3 separate regions of the Mus musculus genome follow, and all the other regions are linked to region 1. A link is a loop called in an ENCODE intact Hi-C map of the cell type or tissue named here. Cell type or tissue: heart. All regions are shown on one strand. Links, peaks and the distances in the headings refer to the core of each region. The heading gives the core; the rest is flanking DNA.

Region 1 (8,083 bases), core at 1,432-5,431:
AGTGCCACTCCCTGGGCCAAGCATATACAAACTATCTCACTCACTGAATTTAGAGCTCATAGCTTGAACTAGGCTGCGCAGCCTAGTGAGCCCCGGAACGGCTCGTCTCCTCCTCAGCAGTTGGGTTACAGCTATGTGCCTCAGTGAGGGAGGGCCAGGGATCAGAACTCCGGTTCTCATGATCTGTCCATCTCCTGAACCCGTAGTCTTCCCATGTAGGTGTAAGAAACATTCCATCTTTGTAGTAATAAGGCTAAGAATTATTGAGTATTTATGTGTACCAGACATTACATCAAGCATGGACAGGGCCCATAAATGTATTTCATAATGTCAGTGAATTCCTCTATGTGATTTTACCTTTCTTGTGACCAACAGAAAGATCCAAAATTAGAGTTGGAAAATATCTGTGCTGAGGGAGTTTTACAAGGTCTGCACTCCAAGCTCATAACTGCCTATAGGCAGGGGAGAGGTAGAGCCTTTCTCGTCTGTGGCGGTGGGGTGTTCAGAGACTCTTGATTCAGTGCCCCCAAGCGCCTGCCTTCACCATCAGATTAACCAGGTACTTTCCCACAGATGGTCAAATCCCAGCATGAGTTCGGATGCCTTGTTTGTGGAAGCCATTCTGCTCTGTAAAACCATTGCTACAATGCACAGCAACAGTCATTGAAAAATATTCCAGCTGCTGCCATCCTTTTTGGGCTTCACAGAAGGCACATTTATTGGAGATTGGTGGTCTAGAATGAGATGGTCAACCTTTAATTTTGTCAAATAAGAACAGTGAGAAAAGTGAAAACTGTCTCAGAATGTAATTCTAAGTGCCCTGAGAAGAAAATAGTTCCCTCCCCTCCACATTTTCCACTTTAAAACATACTGTTACTCTGCCCAGACGTCCACGTCTGGGCGCAGGCTGGGGTTTTAGTAAGCTTTCACAGGAGCATAAGAATTGCCATCCTCTGTAAATTCCCAGAGTTCTATCGTGTGCTGTACACAGGCACTGAATAACCACACACACATGAATTGATAAACCACTTGAGTGTTGTAGAACCTTAGAGAAACAGCTTTCTTAGCTTCCTCACGATTGTTACGGGGGTCACCTAAGCTGCTGAAGTAGAGCACTACTCATTCCTTACTCAGCAAACAAGCACCAGCCTTACAAAATACCAGGTATCCTGGGAGCATTAGCAGGGTGATGGGCTAATGACTCACTGGTGTGGATAATTAAGCAAGATGTGTTGTGGAAAGCACGTCACAACTCAGCTGCGAGTTTGCTGCCTCCTGGTGATTCACTCACTGAAATGCTTTTGTGTTTTGTAACCTAATTTGTTAATAAGTTTATAGGAAGCCAATTAAGCTAGCTGCTGATCTGTATCATTTTTGTTTCATAGTCTTTGATTAGAAATGGCAGACTGTATTCCTAAACTATTTTAATGCTCCACTCCAAAACCAAACCGAACCAGGTGACTGTTGTACTCGATACCTGCCCAACAAGTTTAACTAATGAGATTTTACTCATTCAGACTCATCAGGGCCTGCATCACCAATCTGAAAAGGCCTAAGGATGGGGAACTGCTCACACGATCCAAAGCCAGTGCCCGAGCCCCTTCCATCTTCAGTCTACTTAGTTTTCCTTCATAGCAAAATCCAATTAGTTGGTTATCTGTTTTCTATTCCTAAACATAACACTTGTATTAAGAACTTTCTACAGCAACCACATGATGGCTCACAACCATCTGTAATGCTATCCAGTGCCCTATTCTGGTGTGTCTGAGGACAGCTACAGTGTACTCATATATAAAAGTAAATAAACAAACCTTGAAAAAAATTACATTTTAAAGGGGGGGGGGTGGTGGCTGGAGAGATGGCTCAGTGGTTAAGAGCACTGCTCTTCCAAATGTCCTGAGTTTAAATCCCAGCAACCACATGGAGGCTCACGACCATCCGTAACGAGATCTGACGCCCTCTTCTGGTACATCTGAAGACAGCTACAGTCTACTTACATGTAATAAATAAATCTTTTAAAAAAATTCATCCAGAGGCAGGTGAACAATAAAATGTGAGTGCTGACCAGAGAAATAACCAAAAAAACAAGTGAGAATTGAAAATGAAAGGCGAGCAGCTTGAGAAATTTGCATCAGGTAGTGTGATAGTTGAGAAGGTAGGATGTTACATTCACTGATACAGTACCCACTTTTGAAAGCTTAGTGCTAAACGTGGTATATCTAGGTGGAAAAGGTACCCAGGGTGTTCTTTGTTTTGTTTTTGTTTTTTCGAGACAGGGTTTCTCTGTATAGTCCTGGCTGTCCTGGAACTCACTCTGTAGACCAGGCTGGCCTCGAACTCAGAAATCCGCCTGCCCCTGCCTCCCAAGTGCTGGGATTAAAGGCGCGCGCCACCACGCTCGGCCCCGAGATGTTCTTGGTATGTGAGGGCTTCACTGCAAGAAGTTTCCCCATTGGGCTGGAACATTTCCAAACTTAATTGCTAACTTACTGCATAATTTTCTAAAATACGACAGGTGGTGTTTGAATCGCATAGATTGTGTTAGAGAATTTGCCCGCTACAGGGGCAATTGAAAGCCAAATGTGCAGCTGTGCCGCGACTGCCTCCACGTCTCTGGTGCACACAGACTGGATGAAGGAGGACACCTGTAGCTGCTTTCTGTGTTTAACTGCTGCATCTGCCCCCAGGCTTTTGTTCATAGTGGATTTTGACTGGAAGCCCTATTTTTCATTTTACTCAACAAATCTTTCTTTTGCAGAAGTCATGAAGCAGTCTTTAAATACAGTAGAATTACAAGCAGGTACACACTGCTAAGGACATTGCTCAGAGAGGCAGTAACAGGGTCTTTCAGCTCTCCCTTGGCGGGGTGGGGGCGGGGGGTTAAATGCGCAGATGCACTGCACATTAAGAAATGATGCTTTAAACAGTCTGGGTGAAACAGCTTGCGGAGCCTGCTGCTTCTCTCCTCCTTGAGGGTCCTGGGAATTGGACTCAGGTTCTCAGACTTGGCAGCAAGCACCTGCTGAGGTCTGCTCTTCTGATATGTTTTTGTAATGATAAGTACCGGCCCCATAGCCTGGCTGCTCCCTGGAAGGAGAGGATCTGCATGGACAATGTGACCTTGCTTCCTGATTAAAAGTATTGGTTAAATAAAGACGCCAACAGCCAATGGCTGGGCAGAAGAGACATGTGAGTGGTTTGGGTTTTCCAGGCTTGGAGTTGGAGGAGACCCTGAGGAGGCAGAAGAGGAGGAAGTGGAAAAAGGAGAGAGAGGACACCAGGGGTAAAAATCCTAAAATAATGGCCACGTAGGATGGCTGATTGGAGTTAAGAGCAGTGTTCTCTGACCCAAAGATGTCAGGATGCTGGGTGACATCACTAAGCCAGATGTGCCCTTTCTGTGGTCTTCCCCCACCCCAACCTTGAGGATTTACCTTCCCTACTTCAGCTGGTGGTGGGGCCTGTGGTTGGCCACTTCCTTTCACCAGATGAGAACCTATCAGGGCTCGCCCATAGAAATGGTGTGTGCGCTACTGCCACCTTGTGGCCGTATGTTCTTCACTCGCGCAGCACCATAAAAATTCAGTGCCAGAAACCTGAGCAGCGTGCATTTTTCCTGGCCACATCTTATCAAGCCACTGCTAATGCTGGATGTTGAAACTACGAGCGATAAAGCGGATCATAGGTTTCAATGTGGCAAGTCCTGTAAGGACAGTAATGTCCACGTGACAGCAAGTTAAAATGGTTAAGTGCCTAGCTCTCTCTCTCTGTGGAGTGATGACAGATGTGTCTACTCATTAAGCAGAAACTTTGCCTTGGTGAAGCATTTTTGTCGTGGAAAGAGTTATGGAAAGAGAACATGACAGATAAAAATGTCTTCTAAAGGAATCTACAGCAGTTGAAATGTGGACATCGGATACAGTAGAATTTCTAAAGTACTGTCCCACCGAGATTTCCTCACCCCAGTTCCTAGAACCTGTGAATCTATCCCACCTGTGAATATACCACGTGATTTGATGGGCCATACTCCAGGAAATTATCTATGCAGGCCCAATCTAATGTCTTTTTTTTTTTTAACATTTATTTATTTGGTGAGCGTGTGCGCACACACTCATTCATGCACACAAGAGCAAGCACGCAAACACATATGTAGATGTCCCCTTCGGGGCATGTGCTCACCCCGTGGTACTCATGCCAAGAGCTGGTTTTCTCTTTCTATCAAGGGTCCCAGGGATCAAGCTCAGGTTGCCAGTCCTGACTGCAGCCCCCTTCACCGCCTGGGCTCCTCTTGCTGACCCCACAGAAGCTCTCTGAAAAAGTTATTATTTGTACCGGGTGTGGTGGCTCACACCTTTCATCTCAGTACTTCGGGAAGCAGAGGCAGGTAGATCTCTGTGAGTTTACAGCCACCCTGGTGGCTTCCAATAAGATACCAGGCCAGACAGACGTACATAGTGAGTCTGTGTCTTAACAAAGTTATTTGGTTTTTAAATCATGGCAAACTACGTACATAATTCATCATCGTTCCCCATCGTAAGTGCGCACTATAGCAGTTTAACTGTGCTCGCATTAGGTGGCCAGCTGCCAGTACACTCCTAGTTCAGCTGAAGTTGAGGACCACTGAACAACAGTCTCCTCTCTCCTCACTTGCTGTCCTGCTGTATTGTTATTCTTGCTCAAACTGTACATGGAACTCCTATCAACATTAGAGGAAGTGACACAAAATTGTCTCTTGCTGCGCACATAAAGGGTTTTTCTTTGTGACTCAGTTGGTCTGGATTTTTCAGTTCTCTCAGTCAGAAATCCATTGACATTAAAGAAAGCGTCAGACTGCAGCATCAGTTTGACCAATTGGACGTATGCTTTCATTTCTTCCATTTTCAGTGGGAGGTGGTGCCCTGGTGCACGTGTGGAGTCAGAGAGCAATTGTGGGAGTCAGTTCCCACCTTCCACTCAGACTCGTGGAGTCAGATTCGGTCATAGGGCTCAGACACGAGCATCTTCACCCTTCCCGAAAGCCTAGTATGTCTTCATTCTTAAGAAAACAGGCATGGTGCCAGGCATGGTGGTGACACCTTTAATGCCAGCTCTAGGGAGGCAGAGGCAGGTAGATCTCTGAGTTCAAGGATAGCCTGGTCTACAGAGTGAGTTCCAGGACAGCCTGAGCTACACATGACAAGGATGTTGTAACTGAAATCCCGCATTGTGCCAAGGAACCTGGTTGGTAAAAGCATTCAGTAAGAAGGCAGAAGTAAGCCCTTAAGGAATGTTAAGGCTAGTGTTATTATAGTTTAATTGTTTATTTTATGTGTGTGTATCTGGGGTGTGGGAAGGCATGTGTATCATAGAGCATCATGGGAATTATGGAAAACCTTGCTGGAGTCAGCTTTCTCCAGCCACTGTGTGGAATCTAAAGATTGAACTTGCTATGCCTTAGTGGTAAGCTCCTTTAGCTTGTGGGAAATCTGGCCAGCCCTAGGCTATTTTAACATAGTTTAGATGTACTTGTGTTTTTTCTACATGTAGTCTGTGCACCATGTCCCTGCCTCGGGTCCACAGAGGCCCCTGGAATCCTGTTCTGATGCTCTTGAAGAGCAGCCAGTCCTCTTAACCACTGAGCCCTCCACCAACCCCGCTCCACCTCTGTGTTTCAAGAGATATTACTTATAGGCAGATACCAGTTTGAAGCAGATACCAGAAGCTCTCCCAGAAGCCCCCATACCCTCTAAAGAGCAACGCCCACTCCTCCCCACCCCCAACCTGGCAAACATCATTCTGTTGTCCCTGAGCTCACAGAGCATAATGCCCTCAAGGGCCATGAACATCATAGCATGTGTCAACATGTCAAGCTTTATTAATTAATGGTAAGTGTTCCCAAGTCTCTGCAGAGCCCACTTTATTTACCGGTATGCCTGTTGGTTGGCACTGGCCTTTGTGCTATTGTGATAACACCATTATGAATTCAGTTCACACAACTGTCTCAAGAACCTTATTTGCATATATTCTGGGTATAGAACCAGAAGTAGAAATGCTAGATCACATGCAAGTTTTGTTTAATGGTTAGAGTATATGAGAGAACATGTTCATACATGCACACGAGTGTGTGTGTGTGTGTGTGTGTGTGTGTAGAACAAGATGCCAAAGGAACAGCTCGTGATCATACATGATTGAGAGAGAACAAGAGAACACATCTATACTTTTGTCTTTGTGCAGGCCAGAGCTGTCAACCTTGTTTTTTTGTTGTTTTTGTTTTTATAGTCTCTCTGACTAGCCTGTAGGTCATAAAATAAGCAAGCCTAGCTGGCCTGAGCCTCAGGGATCCGCCTGTGTCTCCTCAGCACTGGGTTTACAAAGAGCCCATCATCTGGCTTTTTAACTGAGGTCTTCACACTTGCACTGCAAGTTCCCCCTACTGTTTTTTGGAAACAGAGTCTCATCTAGCCTGGGACTGCCTCACACTCATTATGCATCCAAGAGAGACCTAGAACTTTGGACTCTTCTGGCTCCATTTCCTAAGTGTTGGGAATTATAGGCATGGGCCACCATGACAGGTTTTATGAAGTGCCAGGAATCAAATTTATGTATTCATGCATGCTAGAGGTGCGCTCTACCACCAGTCATAACCCTAGTGCTCATAGAAGCTCTTTTAAAATATATAGGTGTGTGTATGCCTGCATGTGTATGTGCCTGTATGTGCATCATAAGTATTCAGTATGTATGGCCAGAGGGCACTGGACCCACTGGAGCTGGAATTACATATAGGTGTGAACCATGGTATGGATGGTGGAAACTGGACCTGGTGGGTCAATCTGCAGGAGCAACAAGTGCGCTTAATTGCTGAGACATCTCTCTAGCCCCAGTAGAAGCACTTTTAAAAGTAAATTCTAGTTTGTGGTAGAATCCTAGCTCTGGCTGGTCTTGAATTCCTGACATAGCAGAGCCTGAACTGTGAATCCTCCTGCCTCTACTTCCTGAGTGTTGGGGCTAGAAGCATGTTTGACGATTTCCCACTGGGGTTGAACACTGCACTCCACTAGTCAAGCATCTTACCAACTGACCTTTTTCTCCCACCTCCCAAAAGCACTTCTAAAAGGCAAGCTTAAAGTCCTGGCTGCCGACATTTTAAAAAAGGGATCTCCTATTGTTGATGTTATTTTAAGGCAGAGATGTACTATGTAGCCCAATCTGTCCTTGAACTGTGTAGCCCAGGCTGGCCCTTTCTTTATGTGTGATCCTGCCTTAGCCTCCTGACTGCTGGGATAGAAATCTATCATCATCCTGGCTTCACAAAATTTTTTGAACATTTTATTTATTTTTATGTGTATGATGTAGAGGGAGGTGTTGATTCCCTAATTGGTTATTGATTGTGTCAATAAAGGAGGCAGAAGCAGATTGCTGGGCAAAAGGAAAAAGGTGGGATTTCCAAGTCGCTAGAGGAGGAGAAGGGACACAACAACCACATAAGGCCTTAGGGCAACCAGAGCAGGTGGTGGCCTCCGACACTGGCAGATTGCTGATATAGGATAGCAGATAAGTTTAGGGCAATAGGTTCTACACCCAGCAATTGTGTTATCTGGCAAGTTTTAAAATATAAAACTGCCTAGTGTTTTCCATCCATGGAGCTAAGGTGGACAAGAGAAGAAAGAGAGCAAGTTTTCTTTTTTTCCCCTAATTTATTTGTTTGTAGATCTTTCTATGCAGCCCTGACTGGCTTGTGTAGACCAAGTTGGTCTTGAACTCGACAAACAGAGCTTGCCTCTGTCTCTATGGTGCTGGGAATAAAGGCATGTGCCACCATGCCCAGCCTCTGACTAATTTTTTAACTAAAGTGATGGGAATTCAAGGGAATTTTTTCTTTCTCTTTAGGTTCATGTAGTTTTACTATGCTTACTTTGTATTACAATATAGAATTCACAATCGTCACAAAGACCACCTTGCATTTTTCTAGGGTATTTACTGACTGACTTGATTCTTGAACTATGCAGGTATTAGACTGAAGGACCACTGCAGTTGACTGCAGTTTTTATTAAAATTTACTCTGAACCAAGAACCAGAGGAAAGCCCAGTAGAGAAATTGTGTTTA
Region 2 (8,083 bases), core at 1,600-5,599, 110 kb after region 1:
AAAATCTGGTTTATCATTTTTTCTTATCTGATATAACCAACACGAAAAGCTCAGCTTAGTATGGAGACTGGCTATGATACAAGTTGTCTCCAGTCTTCTGAAATTTAGTAATTTCCAGGGCAAAGCTCAGGCCTCAGGCACCTCAGAGATGTAAGTCATAAGCCTGCCACTCACACCGCCCACTCAGTCCTCCCATTGCCTTCTCCGCTCTGTCTCCAGCCTGTCTCGGGAGACAGCTCTCTGCCAGCTGTCACTCACGCTGTTCCTCTTGGCTCCCGGCACAGAATGCCTGTGAAGTGAGGGGCCCAGAACAACTGATTTCCAGGAGCCTCAAGCAGAGCATTGCTCTAGAGCACCCCAGACACAGCCCTTCTGCCCCCATTGCCAGCGCTCAGCCAAGCTCCTTGGCATTTCTTAGCATTCTAAGCCACTAGGTTCAATGTTTGGCCACCCTCTGGAACAAGATGTTTGACTCGTTTAGCCAGGGTTTTCTGAATCATTCTGAGTTCAACCCTGATAAAGCACAGCAAGGGGAAAAAGTAAATACAAAGTATATTCATAGAACAAAGATATTTCCTTTTTTTCCCCTGATCTTCTTTCTCTCCAGGCCAACCAGCATTCTGTATAATTACTCTTCTTATAGGATTTTTGACTTGGTCTCTGCCTCTTGACTGTCCTTGCAATCTAGGGATGGTTTGCTGTGCATTTATCTGAGAACCAATTCTGTCAGTTCCCATCTTTTTCGCCAAATGACCTTGCAGATCTGTGTTGGTTTTCCATCCTGGAAAACTTTAGCCTGGCAATTGTGCATCATAGTTAATGATACAGAAAACCCGGGGACGGCTAGGGCTGGAAGTGATTCGAAATGTGTCTTCCTCATTCTCGGACGGAAGAGACAGACGATGAGAGGGTGCACGTGCCATCTCCTAGGACATGTGACCTGGGGCTCAGAGTGCTTAGGGACTCGAAGGCCAGTGTCTGAGACGAGAAATCGAGATGTCAGTGTCGTCTTTCCCACTAAGCCTATGCTTTGCCCGAAGCCCCCAAGTGCTGAGATTGCAGTGCGCGATTCCCCTGCTCCTGTGGAAAAGCCACTTTAAACAACCAGTGCCGAGGCCTTCAGGTTCTATGTCACAGTCACTGATTATTTTTTTCCAAAAGCAGAAAGGTATTTTATCATTGTTAGAATCATGAACTTTTGATCGGGCATGGGTGTATCAAGAACTAACATTCCCTTAGGAATGTTCCTAAGTTCCACTTGCACTGTACCTCAGAGCCACTCCCTGAGCCTCTGCTTCAGATCTGTGCTTACAAATGTGTTGGATATCTGTGTCATCATCTTGTCCTCTGAAATCTCCTTCAGCCCCTCCCCCAAGTACTATACAAAGTACTGGTCTTCAACAGATACAACGTCTATAAGCTATAAAAGGGCAAAAGGTATCATTTTTACTCAGGTGACGGTGTCTCTGTGAGTGTATGCTGCGCATGTGAATATTCCAGCTCCAGAGGCCAGCACAGGGTGGTGAATGCTGTGAACCGCAGTCATTATAGGCAGTTATACAGGGAACTGAACTCAGGTCCTCTGAAAGAGCAGCAGGTGCCCTTAACCTTTGAGTCGTCCTCCAGTCTGGAAACAAACTTGTAAAAGGGATAGCTAGTCCAATGTTATGTGGACTGACCAAAGATCCTTTTTAAGCACAAATCAAGTATTTAAAAACCATACCTTAGAGCCGGGTGTAGTGGTGCATGCTGTTAATTCCAGCACTCAGGAGGCAAATGTAGAGGAATCTCTGTGAGTTCAAAGTCAGCTTGGTCTACATAGTGAGTTCCAGGACAGCCAGAGCTACATAGGGAGACCAGGTCTTGGAAAAACCAAAACAAACAGAGAAAGTGTGTCTCTCTATGGCAGCTGATCTGGCCTTGCTCCCTCTGCCCCGCTCACTCCTTGCCACTCTTGCATTAAACACTCGTGCAGGCCAGGGGTATGCGCTGTCATTTACACCTTTCCAGAGCACCCAGAAGAGCTCTGCACTCTAAGGCATTGATGCTGTGTTTAAACAGTAAGATGTAGGCTGGGCATCTTGGTGTATACCTTTAACCCCTGCACGGAGGAGACACACAAGTAGATCTCTGACTATATCAAGTTCCAGGCCAGCTAGGGCTCATAGTGAGACTCTGTCTCAAACAAGAGAAAGGGGCTGGAGAGACGGCTCAGGGTTAAGAGCATTGGTTGCTCTTCTAGTCTGTAACTTGAGTCCCAGGGGATCTGATGCCTTTTTCTGGCCTCTGGGAGTAAACAGATACACACACAGGCAAAACACCCACACAAATAATAATAATAATAATAATAGTAATAATAATAATAACAAAACTGAGTAACTCTTTGTAGGGAAAAAAAGCCCCAGGGCACAAGCACCTTGACAACCAGTGCCCGGGCCCAGAAGGTTGGCTACAGGGCTTCATAGCTGACTCTAATCACTTTCTAGTTACGTGAGCCTTTTCCTCCCCCTCAGATGTGCCCTGTGTAGTCAGCTGATATGATGAAATATCATTCACTCCACAAGAGGATTCTCCTGCAGCAAGAAGCCGATCCATCTCCCCAGATACCCCTTCCTTCATTTTGTTTTCTCTGAGAATCCCAGTTTGCCAGTGAGGTCCAAGAGGGCCTCCCATTTAACCTAGGAACCGTGTCTGCATTATACTCGTAACCACCCCAAGTTATATTACATGACATATTTATGTGTTAATTGAGTTCCTCACCCTGTCCTAATAGAAACTCTCTTCAAAAAAGAACTTTGTTAAGTTCACTGGAGGGTCTCCTCAGTGTTGAAAATGCTTAATAAATGTTTCTTGAATGTAGGAGCTGGAGGGTTAAATGGATTAATCTCTATAAATTGCCTTGCTATAAATGTTCATTAGTCAACTTGCTAGCTACAATCACACTCAAATACACACAATACACACGCGTGTCCTCCGTGTGCCCAGGATGAAAGCAGACACCCTCCTCAGACTGTCGGTCCCCTTACTTTGGGAAGGAATGCTTTGATCATCAGGAACATGCTGCGGACGTTGAGATTCATTGAGAAGTCCCAGTCTTTTTCCTCGCAATCCAGGATGGTTCCGTGGTGGACAAAACTGAGTGATTCAACAAGAGGGAGAAATGCAATTAAAGAATCAGTAGGCAAGTACGTGCCAGCATGCCCTGGGTATAATCTCTAGGATTATAGGAGCAAAACAATACAATAACAACAGTGGCGGCGGCGGCGGCGGCGGCGGCAGCACACACACACACACACACACACACACACACACACACACACACACATTCCTTCAGTCTCAACACTCAGGAGGCAGAGGCAGGCAGATCTCTCTAAGTATGAGGCTAGGTTGGTCTACAGAGTGAGTTCTAGGCCAGCCTGAGAGGCATGTGAGAACCTGTCTAAAGAAAAATGAAAGATAGGCTTCCACTGTGGCTCTTGCTGGCAAGCCTAAGGACTTGAGATCAATCCCCAGACTGTAGAAGAGAACTGATTCCTGTAAGTTGTCCTCTGACCTCTGACCTCTGACCTCCACATACCTGTTGCAGAGCTCACACACTGTCTCTCACACAGTGCACTGGGAACATCAGTGCTTTTAAAAGGCTGTTCATTTCATTTCTGTTTCCAGGGCAACAGTGCCCTCAAGTGGCACAGACTAAGCTTCTGCAGGGAAATCAAAACTGGAAGGAAAACCTCTCTCTCTCTCAGCATAGTAAAGTAACATTGTGCCTGTTTGCCTCCAGCACAGCAGGCAAACCTCCATATAATATCAGTGTGGTGAAGTAACATTGTGGCTGTTAGCATCTAGCAGTACACAAGCCAGGAAGAACAAACAAAAAACAAAAAACAAAACAAAACAAAAAACCCAACAACCTTGCCCTCTTACAAGTCACTCTTCCTCAGGGAAGTCTCTTGAACATGGCAACCTTACTGACTTGGTCCTCTGGACTGAGATTGTGTAGTCAATTATAAGATGTGGTCGGGAGTGTTTCTCAGGTTAGTCACTTGACCAGCCTCCTGTAGCAAGAGTCACAGATTGCCTCCTGCATCCTCCACAATGCCGAAGACTGAATGGATGCTCAAAAGCCAATTGCTATGTCTCCATTATAGATACAGCCTTGCAGAGGCTATAGATACAGACTTGCAGAAAGACAAGCAGATCACTTATAAAATGAAACATCAGAAACCACTGCTTTGTTTAATTGCCAGACTTTACATCAGCACCCACCCCTTTAGCTTTAACTTCCTATGGGCTCCAGGTTCATAGCAAGTGACATAGCTGTTTCACTTGCTGAATTGTACAGGGGTATGTGACATTTATCCCAACTTCCCAAGGAATAGGCCATGTTCTGTTAACTGATCATTTTTTATACTATCAATATTCATTTAATAAAATTATAGAAAACTTTCTCAGAGTGAAATAAAAAGTTTATAATTACCCAGCAACATTAAAGAGAACATCAATTCTCTCGATTTCTGAGGCAAACTGATCAATCTGTCTCTTCTTTGTGACATCAAGGACTCGAGTTTGAATACCTGGTGAATAAAGTAAAAGAGAGTGTTTACAGAGAACTCATAAAATATGTAACTGTGAAGATGTGGCTGTTTAGCGGTGTGCAGTGTGAAGAATGTAGCATTTCTACTTAGGTTGTCCATGACTCATGTCCACCACTGGCATTTAGCAATTACAAGAGAATCATTAAAATGCACACATCTCAGGCTGGAGATGTGGCACTCACTGGCCTATCAGAGGACTGGAGTGCCCATCCCAGCTGTCACATCAGGTGACTCACAGAGGCCTGCAACCTCCTCACAGGGATCTGATGTCCCATCTGGCCTCTGTGGGTTCTCACATATACACAGGCTCACACATACCTAAATAAAAATGGAATAGATCTTTAAAAAAAATCTCTTCTAAAGATATACAAATTTTAAAGTGTCCTCTTCCACCCCCTCAATAAGCTCTCTGTTAGGGGCTACAGAGTTATCTCAGCAGTTAAGAACACTGTCTGCTTTTCCAGAACATCTGAGTTGGATTCTTAGCACGCCACGCTGGTTAATAGCTGCCTGTAACTCCAGTTCCAAAGGCTCTGCCACACTCTTCTGGCTGCCACGCACTTACTGCAGGAAAGCCATTCATACACATAAGATCAAAATTAGACAATTAAAAAAAATAATCCCTGCGGTATTAAATGGATTTCACTTTTCATGAAATGTCTCAATTTTCCTTTCAATAAAATAAAAGTACTGATAAAATGCAAAAAAAAAAAATACCAAAAACCAAAAAACAAAACCAATGAACCAAATAAATCAAATAAATGACCAACTGATTTTCCCCCTACCTTTTTTAGCTTTTGATGGGGCTACAGAAAGGTTTGCAAGAATACAAGAGGGTCATATTACCTGTAACCTGGGCCAAGGCTGCTCCCAAAGAGTCTTGGGCAGCAGTGAAAGAGCCATTAATAGTTAACCTGGCAACTGTTAATTCTCACAGAACTTTGTAATTGAGAGCGAAATCCCTCAGCACATTGCGTAACAGAAGACCTTAAGCATGTGCCTTCACACTCCCCCTGACATGTGTGACTGTACACACTGTTTCCCGTAGGCCCTAGAATACAGATTTGATAGGATGTGAAGGAGCAGGGTTGGGAGAGAAGGTGTCTGAACCAGCTGGAGTTTCCCTCTGATGCTCGCTCCGTGCCTCTGCTTCCCATACTGGGCTGACTGTGAACCTGAAGGCAAATGGCTCACCTCGGTAACTTTCCAGCTCCTGGAGTTTGGACTCGTTGATATCTGTGGCTATGACTTTGGCTCCTTCTCTTGCAAAAGCCTGCCAGAAACAAACACAAATCAATCCTTTGCTTATTACTCTCAAAAATGGAAAGCATTTTTCCTTATCTTGTCTCGCTCCCCTTTACTGCATTGTGGGTTTTTTTTTTTTTTTTTGGTTTTGGTTTTTTGAGACAGGGTTTCTCTTGTATAGCCCTGGCGTCCTGAAGCTCACTCTGTAGACCAGGGTGGCCTCGAACTCAGAAATCCGCCTGCCTCTGCCTCCCGAGTGCTGGGATTAAAGGCGAGCACCACCACACCCGGCACATTGTGGTTATTTTTGTCAGTCATTGGAGGAACAGGGATTATATTTTCCATCTTAATTTAACCTTTTACTATTAAAGAGTACAGTATATTTCTTTTTAAATGTTAATCCCAGCACTTGGGAGGCAGAGGAAGGCAGACCTTTGTGAGTTCAAGGCCAGCCTGGTTAGAGAGTTCTAGGACAGCCGGGGCTACACAGAGAAATGCTGTCTCAAAAAATAAAACCAACCCTCTAACTCGAGGCTGGAGAGATGCTCAGTGGTTAAAAGCATGGGCTACTCTTTCAGAGCACGTGGGTTTGGTCCTAGCACCCACATGGCAGCTCACAATTGTATCTTCAACTCCAGGAGATCTGAGGGTATGTGCTTGGTGTACATATATACATGTAGGCAAAACATCCATGTAGATAAAATAAATACAAATAAAAATAATCAATAGTAAAAAAGCAGCCCCAAAACAAATGCTCTATCTCTGAGCTGGGTGAGCTGGCGCGAGCCTTTCATCCCAGAGCTCGAGATGCAGACGCACTTGCATATCTGTGAATTTGAGGCCAACTTGGTCTCTACACAGAGACATTCAGGGGTACATGGTGAGGCGCTGATTCAACAAACAAACAAACAAAGAAACAAACAAACAATCCCCTAGTGCCTCTAGCTTTCTGCAGTCATGTTATGTTATTCTGTGACGAGATCTATCTATGCTTTACCCCTTTGTTTGCATGTATTCATTTATCATGTATGTGTTTGTACAGTATGGGTCTGTGCCACGGTGTGAGTTTGGAGGTAAGAGGACAACTTTGCGGAGTCATTTTCTCCTTCCTCTTCCCAGGGGTCAAACGTAGGTCTCAGGGCTTGGATGGCAGTGCCTTTACCTGCTGAGCCCTCTCTAGGGCCTCCATGAGCCTTTTTTAGCATGAGTGAACATGTAAGAGAAAAATGGGTGTTTCCCTGTGAGGACCGCGGCAGCAATCACAAAAAACGCCAGCTCACCCTCTGCATCTTATCCTAGTGTGTTATTAGTCAATATCGGTGCAATGAGGAAGAAACTGAGGCACCTCAGCAAACAAATGGCGAGAGTTTTAACCTCTGGGGTCTTAACCTTGAACTGACATAGTCGTAGAGAGCTTGCACCCTCAAGAGCCCTGCAGTCAGGTCAGGTCACTATGGGGCAGGTAAACTGGGGAAGAGAAGTCTGGGTCTCAGTGTCGAAGGCCATATGATGCCACATAAATGCAAGCAATTCCTTCTTTCCTCTCTATCAGGAATAGTGAGTTTTCTTTTGAACTTAAGATAAGTGAGCTGGCAAGATGGCTCAGTGGATAAAGACACTCATCTTATAAGCCTAGAGACCTGGGTTCAATCCCTGGAATCCACGTCAAAGAGAAAGGAGAGAAGCAGGTCTACAGGGTTGTACTTTAACCTCTATGACCTTTACTATATGTGCTACGTGCACACGCACACACACACAAACACCACACACACACATGCACATACACACACATGCACATACACACTCACATACATACATGCACACACACTCATACATACACACACATGCACATACACACTCACATACATACACACACATGCACACACACACTCACATACATACACACACTCCATGCACATACACACTCACATACATAACACACACATGCACATACACACACACACAAATAAAAACACACTCATGGGGGGAAGGCGAGTCGGGGAGGAAGGGTCTGGGGGACTTTTGGGATAGCATTGGAAATGTAAATGAAGAAAATACCTAATTAAAAAAAGAAACCACACTCACATACATAAACACACATGCACATACACACTCACAGACATACACACATATGCACATACAAACTCACATATGCATATACATACACATATGCATACATGCACACACACATAAACACATATGAATACATTGAAAAAGACATCAGAAGTATAAAAGGTAAACAC
Region 3 (8,083 bases), core at 1,600-5,599, 310 kb before region 1:
GGTACAACTCTGGAAATCAGTCTGGCGGTTCCTCATAAAATTGGACATAGTACTACCTGAGGACCCAGCTATACAACTCCTGGGCATATATCCAGAAGATGTTCCAACCGGTAAGAAGGACACATGCTCCACTATGTTCATAGCAGCCTTATTTATAATAGCCAGGAGCTGGAAAGAACCCAGATACCTCTCAAACGAAGAATAGATACAGAAAATGTGGTACATTTACACAATGGGATACTACTCAGCTATTAAAAATGATGAATTCATGAAATTCTTAGGCAAATGGATAGAACTAGAAAATATCATCCTGAGTGAGGTAACCCAATTGCAAAAGAACACACATGGTATGCACTCACTGATAAGTGGATATTAGCCCAAAAGCTCCAAATAACCAAGATACAATTCACAGACCACATGAAGCTCAATAAAAAGGAAGACCAAAGGGTGGATGTTTCGGTCCTTCTTAGAAGGAGAACAAAATACTCACAGGAGCAAATATGGAGACAAAGTATAGAGCAGAGACTAAAGGAAAGGCCATCCATAGACTGTCCCACATGGGGATTCATCCCGTATACCAGACACTATTGTAGATGCCAAGAAGTGCTTGCTGACAGGAGCCTGATATAGCTGTCTCCTGAGAGGCCCTGCCAGAGCCTGACAAATACAGAGGTGGATACTCGCAGCCAACCACTGGACTGAGCACAAGGGTCCCCAATAGAGGAGTTAAAGAAAGGACTGAAGGAGTTGAAAGGGTTTGCAACCCCATAGGAAAAACAACAATATCAACCAACCAGACCCCCCCCCCCCACAGAGCTCCCAGGGACTAAGCCATCAACAAAGGAGTACACATGACTCCAGCTGCATATGTTGCAGAGGATGGCCTTGTCATGCATCAATGGAAGGAGAGGTCCTTGGTCCGATGAAGGCTCGATAGATGCCCCAGTGTAGGGAAATAGAGGGCAGGGATGTGGGAGTGGGTGGGTAGAGAAACACCGACATAGAAACAGAGGGAGAGAGGATGGGGTAAGGGGTTTTCAGAAAAAGGGAGGAAACTGGGGAAGGGGATAACATTTGAAATGTAAATAAAGAAAATATCTAATAAAAGAAAAAATATATAATTATCATATAACGTACTTATATGTATATGTTATATTAATATATGTATATATAAAAATATATGTCATTATAGAGTGTATTAATATATAACATTAATATATTAGTGCAATGATATTATGCTAATATATCAATATAATTGATATTAATATATTGATACATCATGAAAATGTAATATAAGTAGATAAAATATAATTATAATATATAGTTTATATATAACAAGGATTGTATATTACATTATTATAATAACATATTATACTATAGAATTCTACAATATATAATTATATATTTTATATTATTATATGTGTTATAATATTATATTGATATATAATTACATAGATATATAAATATAATACATAACATACAATAATACTTATAATGTATGTGTTATACATAAACATTACATATAAAGAATAAATATATACATTATATAATGTGCATAATGTATATTTATATATTATGATATATGTGTTATTTCTTGTGTAATACATTATGTATAGTATATAACACATGTAAATTATATATATATAATTTTTTGAGAATGTCATACATGTATCTAATACAATCTGCTTCATCTCATTCCACATCCGCTATTACCTCCCTCCTGATCTCTGTCAACACGTACCCAACTCCTCCCTACAAGTTTGTTTCTCATATTCCTGTCTTTTCATTTTGTTTTTGTTTTTTTTTTGTGACCCACTAAGTTTAACCACAGTTGTCTGTGTGACAATGGGCCCATCAGAGCCTGGTTATGCTCATCAGTGGGTACACAAATGCAGGATAGGCCTCCCCTCTCCCAACATCCATCAGTAGCCAATAGTCTAGCAGAGAAAGATGGTGCCAGTGAGCTGGTCCCCATTCATAGTTGACTGGTGACAGGTGCAGTCTCCTGTAGGCCTAGTGAAAGGAAACACAAATACTGTGAGTTGGTGGTTGTAAAGATGGTGCCAGTGAGCTGGTCCCCATTCATAGTTGACTGGTGACAGGTGCAGTCTCCTGTAGGCCTAGTGAAAGGAAACACAAATACTGTGAGTTGGTGGTTGTAAAGTTGTGTCATGGCCAAAAGACATTTCTTCACTGCCCTCTTCCTTATCCTTAAGCCATCCTCCCTTTCCTCTGCGTCACTCCCTAGCAGACATGACACACGTGTCTTGCTTACCGTGGAGCCCTGAATGATCATTTAGTCTCAGCATCCTGAGCAGCCGTGAGTTTCTATATTCACCACTGTTCATTGCAAAGAGAAGCATCTCCAATTAAGGCTAAAAGTAGCATTTGTTTACGGGATGAGCTTAAATATTTAGGGGGTGTTTGGTGCTGTATCAGTTTAGCTAAACAGCAATAGGGAATTCAACATTCCTCACACACTCCTTGCTGAGGCTACAGATGCTGGTCTCTGATCTAGACTCTGGTCAATACCTTATACAAAGTACATATATGCTTACCACAATGTCTGTATCCATGCATAAGTTCAAACACCATTTCATATGTTAAACTGAAGACTCAGACATTAAAGAAGGCTAGAAACGCATTATCCATACTGACATTTCTAAGTGTATTGTATGCCAGGCCTTATCACTCAGTGATAACTAAAGCTCCAAAGGACCCCATTCTGGGCCACCCTAGTTTTTGACTCTTCTCCCTCCCAAGAGAACAGCAGGCATAAGAATTAAAAAGAATTTCCCGTATTTACAATTCAAAAGAAATCAACCATGTTCCTTGCCTTTTTTTTTCTTGATGTACTTTCCTAGGAACTCTGCAGTTCAGACCTTTACATTTTGAAAACAACTGGCAACTTCACCCAGTGAAGTGACATTGGTCTATTTTGTGTGAGCTAGTAAGAAAGTTTTAAAAGTGTTCATACACATGGCATAGTTTGTGAATGGAGTTAGATCATTTTAATTAAAATTAAAACAAATATGCACAGTAATGAATCAGCAAACTTTTCACCAAATTTGAACATAGCATGGCTGTATGGATGACAGGGCTTTTGTCTGCATCAAAAAAGTAGTCTCTCTCTCTCTGTCTCTCTCCGTCTCTGTCTCTCTCTGTCTCTCTGTCTCTCTCTGTCTCTCTGTCTCTCTCTGTCTCTCTGTCTCTCTCTCTCTGTCTCTGTCTGTCTCTCTCTGTCTCTCTCTGTCTGTCTCTCTCTGTCTCTGTCTCTCTCTGTCTCTGTCTCTCTCTGTCTCTCTCTCTCTGTCTCTCTCTCTCTCTCTCTCTCTTCTCTCGTGTGCATCAGCTAGTGTTCTAGCAGCATATTAAAATGACAACAAAATCACCAGCGAGTTTCAAATTCCATCAGATTGGACTTTCCAGTGACCCTTAACTGGATGAGTACAAACAGGAACGGAGAGCAAATATCTGAAAAGCATATTCACAAATAGCATCTGAATAAATTTCATTAAGCAGAGCTCACCTCTTCAAACAATACCAGGAGGGGGCAGCATATATTGTAGCTTGCAGAACTGGATCAAAGCACAGGTTCTTAGGAAAAAGTCAGATGCAGAGCCGGAAGCCAGGTGACACAGGGAAGCCATCAGAAGATATCAACTTTCAGGGATATGCAGAAGTCACTGCCGTTTGCAGAGAGAGAGAGAGAGAGAGAGAGAGAGAGAGGGAGGGAGGGAGGGAGGGAGGGAGGGAGGGAGGGAGGGAGGGAGGGAGGGAGGGAGGGAGGGAGGGAGAGAGTCACAAGGAGAGACCTAGACTCTTGTTGTGGTATGGATGACTAAAGTATAACCATGGAAATGTATCCACAAACAACTGGCTTCACACATACTTGTCAGAGGCTTGCCATCTGCAGAGTGGGAACACTTAGTAAATAATACTTCCTTTTCTTAACTCATTCCCCTAAGGAGAAATCTTTGTCCTGGCACAGTTGTTTCCTGGCCACCCCCTGAAAGTTCTAATTTTAATTACCTTACTTTTCTCATAGGAAAAAAGAAGCACATTTTAAAGGCACTTACCATAAATACCTGGGAAGAGATCTCAGACAAATCTGTCAGGGAAGTGATCAAAAATGCAGCCATTCTTGGACCTGAAACAACTCTTAGCTCAGCAGAGGAGAGCACATGCTGCTCTTTTTAATTTAAAGATTTATTTATTTATTTTATGTATATGAGTACACTGTAGCTGGTTGTAAGCCTTCCTGTGGTTGTTGGGAATTGAATTTTTAGGACCTCTGCTTGCTCCAGTCTGACCAACTCCGCTCTCACTCAGTCCTTGCTCGCTCTCACTCAGTCCTTGCTCGCTCCGGACCAAAGATTTATTTATTATTATACATAAGTACACTGTAGCTGACTTCAGATGCACCAGAAGAGGGCATCAGATCTCATTATGGGTGGTGTGTGAGCCACCATGTGGTTGCTGGGATTTGAACTCAGGACCTTCGGAAGAGCAGTCAGAACGCTTACCCGCTGAGCCATCTCTCCAGCCCTTGCATGTGCTGCTCTTACAGAGGACTCTGGTTGGATTCCCAGAAACACATGGCAGCTCGCAACCATCTGTAACTCCAGTTCAAGTGGATTTGATGTCCTCTTCTGACCTGCTCGGGGATCACACACCCATGTGGTGGGTATACATGCATGCAGACAAAACCCTCATACACATAAAATAGTGAAGTAAATAAATCTTTTCTAAAGGGGGCAGGGGTAAAGTGTTTCTTTCTAGCCATGGTGTCATAGGAACCACATTGTACTGGCTGGTTGTGTGTCAGTTTGACACAGGCTTGAGTCATCAGAGACAAGGGATTCTCAATTGAAAAAAATTTTTTCTTCTGTAAAACCTGACTTTAGGCAAGATTGTACAGCATTCTCTTAATTAGTGATTGATGTGGGAGGGCGGTTCCATCTGGGGCTGGTGGTCCTGGGTTCCATAGAAAGCAGGCTGAGCAAGCCACAAGGAGCAAGCTAGTAAGCGGCATCCCTCCACGGCTTCTGCATCAGCTCCTGCCTCCAGGTTCTTGGTCTGCTTGAGTTAGTAACCCTAAGATAGACATGTTACAAACAGAATAAATACTGCAAATGTGATGTTTCTTGTCAAGCTAGCCCCAGGTCCATACTCATTGTAAAATAAAACTATTGTGTTATTATTAATGGGTCTTCTATGCAGTAAAATATTCACATTTCACTGATTAAAACTATGAACAATTAGAATAAAATTTTCTTGATTTTAAAAGTATCATCATGTACATGTGTACTTATATGCTCAAAGCTTTCAGATATGTAGATTAAAAGCCTCACTTTCCTATAAAAGTAATATTATTATTGGAAACAGTCTCAATACCTTAGAAACCAAAATTTCTTCTAACGTAACGTCTCCCTTTGTTGCACCTTGCCAATTCTTCCCCTAAAATGAGCTAAAAATGAGCAAGTCATGATTCATGCATGGTTCAGAATGACTCAAAATTCTAAAGAACAGATGCCCCACTATAAATTTTTTTCCCAGAAAATAATACAAGTTTTCGACCCTAGTGACTTTCAAAAAAATCCACCAAATTCTATTTATACTAAGGTTTCAAAAGCAAAATATAGAGCTTAAAGGGGGAGACCGGACACCAAGAGATAATTTAACATTTTTACTTGACAGATGGGAAAATATTAATAATCCAACCAGTTATTCAGATTCCAAAGTTTAAGTGTGTTATTTTGAAATATTTATACCTATTGTATTTATACATATCTACTATATGTTATGTAGGAAATTTTTAAATATTCGGTGTGTTCCTTTGTTTTTAGGAGACTAAGGCTATATTGCTAAAACTGAAAATCAGCTATGACTTGCACGAGGCCATGTGTTTCATGACTTGATATGGCTGTTTCGGCTCAGGTGGACAGAATCTAGAACAAACTTGAGCAATAATTCCAACATTCATACCCGTGAATGGCTGAATAGGAGAGAAAATGCTATGACGGTGTAAATATTTGGAAGATCGAGCTGAGAAGAAGTTAAATGAGATAATACATTTTCATGGAAACACAAGCGCACTGTTATGAAGATAAAACAGCTCAGCGTTTGTAACAAGGAGGAAATGACAGAGAGATTCCCCTCTGGGGGAGGGAGCTTTCGGAAGCAGGTAAGACCAGCCTAAGATGTTTCTCCTCAACTTGTCATTAGAATTGCTGTGACCACAGATGTCTTATTAAACTAGCAATAGTTAAGCAAACTTAGAAAGCTTCTTGCCAAATTCGAGGTTGAGTTCTCACTAAACATGGTGTCAGCTTCTTCCACACTCTGTACAGAGCCAAATGGACCACACCAAAGCAGATGGGAAGATGCTACAACTCGATTTCCACTTAGAACTTTACCACCTTCATCTGTGTTTAGAATGGAGGAGCATGTGTGTATCTCTCAATCCCATAGGAACACCCCCACTGCACTCCAGCCAAGAGTAAGAGGGAGGCCTGGAAGCTTTAGACAAAAGCACATATGTTTAAGAGGAAAATGTGTATATTTAGTAAATATTTTCTGTGAACAGACATTTAACCTCATTTGAATTGTCCATGTGCTTTCCTTTTCTCTTTTGAGATGCATGGCTTTGACCCAGTGTTCCCTACATACCTACTTGTCGGTTTTACCAAAGAAATAAAAAAAGAAAAGATTCTGAGGGTGTGCCATTGGATTCAGCCCCCAACAAAATTGTGGCAATATAATAAGTGATCTTTTAAGCTGGTTTAGAGTATAGAATTCTACATAAGCGAAGAAAAGTTCTCCCAGGTTCTGAGAGAAAAACACCCAGAGCAAATGGAGCAAGAGTGTGGTGAAGACATCAATGTCCTATCAAAATCCCCCTGAAATCTAGAAAATCATGTATTTATTCCCGAAAGTGCATAAATTAACACCTAGCAAGTCCCAAGGGCTTCCATTGCATAGAGAAAGACTGGAGCTGGGAAGAAGGGGGCTGAAAGGTAAAGTTGTACATCCCCGGGCTTCTTCAAACACACTCCAGAGTTGGTAAGATGCACAATAAATTTGCATTTCAGCCACAAATTCAAATATAGCATAAGTACAATCCAGTTTTCCTTTTCCTGCAAATTAACTTCATATCCATTTCAAGTCGCTATTAAACTTTAGGTTCCCATCTTTGTTTTAAACAGTGTGATTTATAGAGCGCCATGGTGAGACGCTGGATATCTGTCAGCCACTCCCATGGGCACCTGCTAAGACATCTGTCAACGAATCTAGTCTTCATGCATTGAACATCACATCCCCGTAGGTGAGGGTACTCCAGGCACTTTCCACTATAGTATCAGTCTGGATCTGTTAGTCTTTCCCGTTTTAGGCAGAGACCATTCCTCAGAACTGTGTTTATGGGTCAGGACCTAAGGGCTCTTCCCAGAACACCAAGGGTAATATCCTCCCACCTGACTCCTCCCCAATCCACACACACTCTGTTTCTAATCTTAGAAATATTTTTCTAGAGCAATTGTGATAAAAACTGCATGGTACTGGTATAGAGACAGACAAGTAGACCAATGGAATAGAATTGAAGATCCAGAAATGAACCCACACACCTATGGTCACTTGATCTTCGACAAGGGAGCTAAAACCATCCAGTGGAAGAAAGACAGCATTTTCAACAATTGGTGCTGGCACAACTGGTTGTTATCGTGTAGAAGAATGCGAATCGATCCATACTTATCTCCTTGTACTAAGGTCAAATCTAAGTGGATCAAGGAACTTCACATAAAACCAGAGACACTGAAACTTATAGAGGAGAAAGTGGGGAAAAGCCTTGAAGATATGGGCACAGGGGAAAAATTCCTGAACAGAACAGCAATGGCTTGTGCTGTAAGATCGAGAATCGACAAATGGGACCTAATGAAACTCCAAAGTTTCTGCAAGGCAAAAGACACCGTCAATAAGACAAAAAGACCACCAACAGATTGGGAAAGGATCTTTACCTATCCTAAATCAGATAGGGGACTAATATCCAACATATATAAAGAACTCAAGAAGGTGGACTTCAGAA

Evidence for each region. Hi-C counts contacts between places; a loop is a spot of excess contacts. Peaks named below come from ENCODE experiments on the same cell type or tissue, not always from the same donor. Only the 100,000 strongest peaks of a DNase experiment are listed, where the experiment ranks them.
Region 2: a loop joins it to region 1, with 3 times the contacts of the local background. A loop is called at or near these places in 25 of 42 quality-filtered maps.
Region 3: it touches region 1 in a loop (3-fold over the local background); 8 of 42 quality-filtered maps call a loop at or near these places.

Annotation. Positions count from the first base shown.
Region 1 is chr3:135,397,918-135,406,000 of GRCm38, reverse strand. No RefSeq gene overlaps it. Among named protein-coding and RNA genes, the nearest start is that of Cisd2, 21 kb to the left of the region's middle. In heart, for the core only: CTCF peaks have their summits at 1,973 (motif pointing left) and 3,545 (motif pointing left); a DNase peak (open chromatin) is centred at 3,530; H3K27ac peaks cover 897 bases.
Region 2 is chr3:135,286,046-135,294,128 of GRCm38, reverse strand. It overlaps Bdh2 (3-hydroxybutyrate dehydrogenase, type 2), which reads right to left. Exons shown (of 10, transcript NM_001172055.1): 3 at 5,790-5,868; 4 at 4,478-4,574; 5 at 3,027-3,135. The region is part of intron 1 of Gm46826 (a long non-coding RNA gene); the gene reads left to right. Among named protein-coding and RNA genes, the nearest start is that of Bdh2, 8.9 kb to the right of the region's middle. In heart, for the core only: a CTCF peak has its summit at 3,675 (motif pointing left); no DNase peak of the experiment used is centred there.
Region 3 is chr3:135,709,221-135,717,303 of GRCm38, reverse strand. No RefSeq gene overlaps it. Among named protein-coding and RNA genes, the nearest start is that of Nfkb1, 22 kb to the right of the region's middle. In heart, for the core only: a CTCF peak has its summit at 3,535 (motif pointing right); no DNase peak of the experiment used is centred there.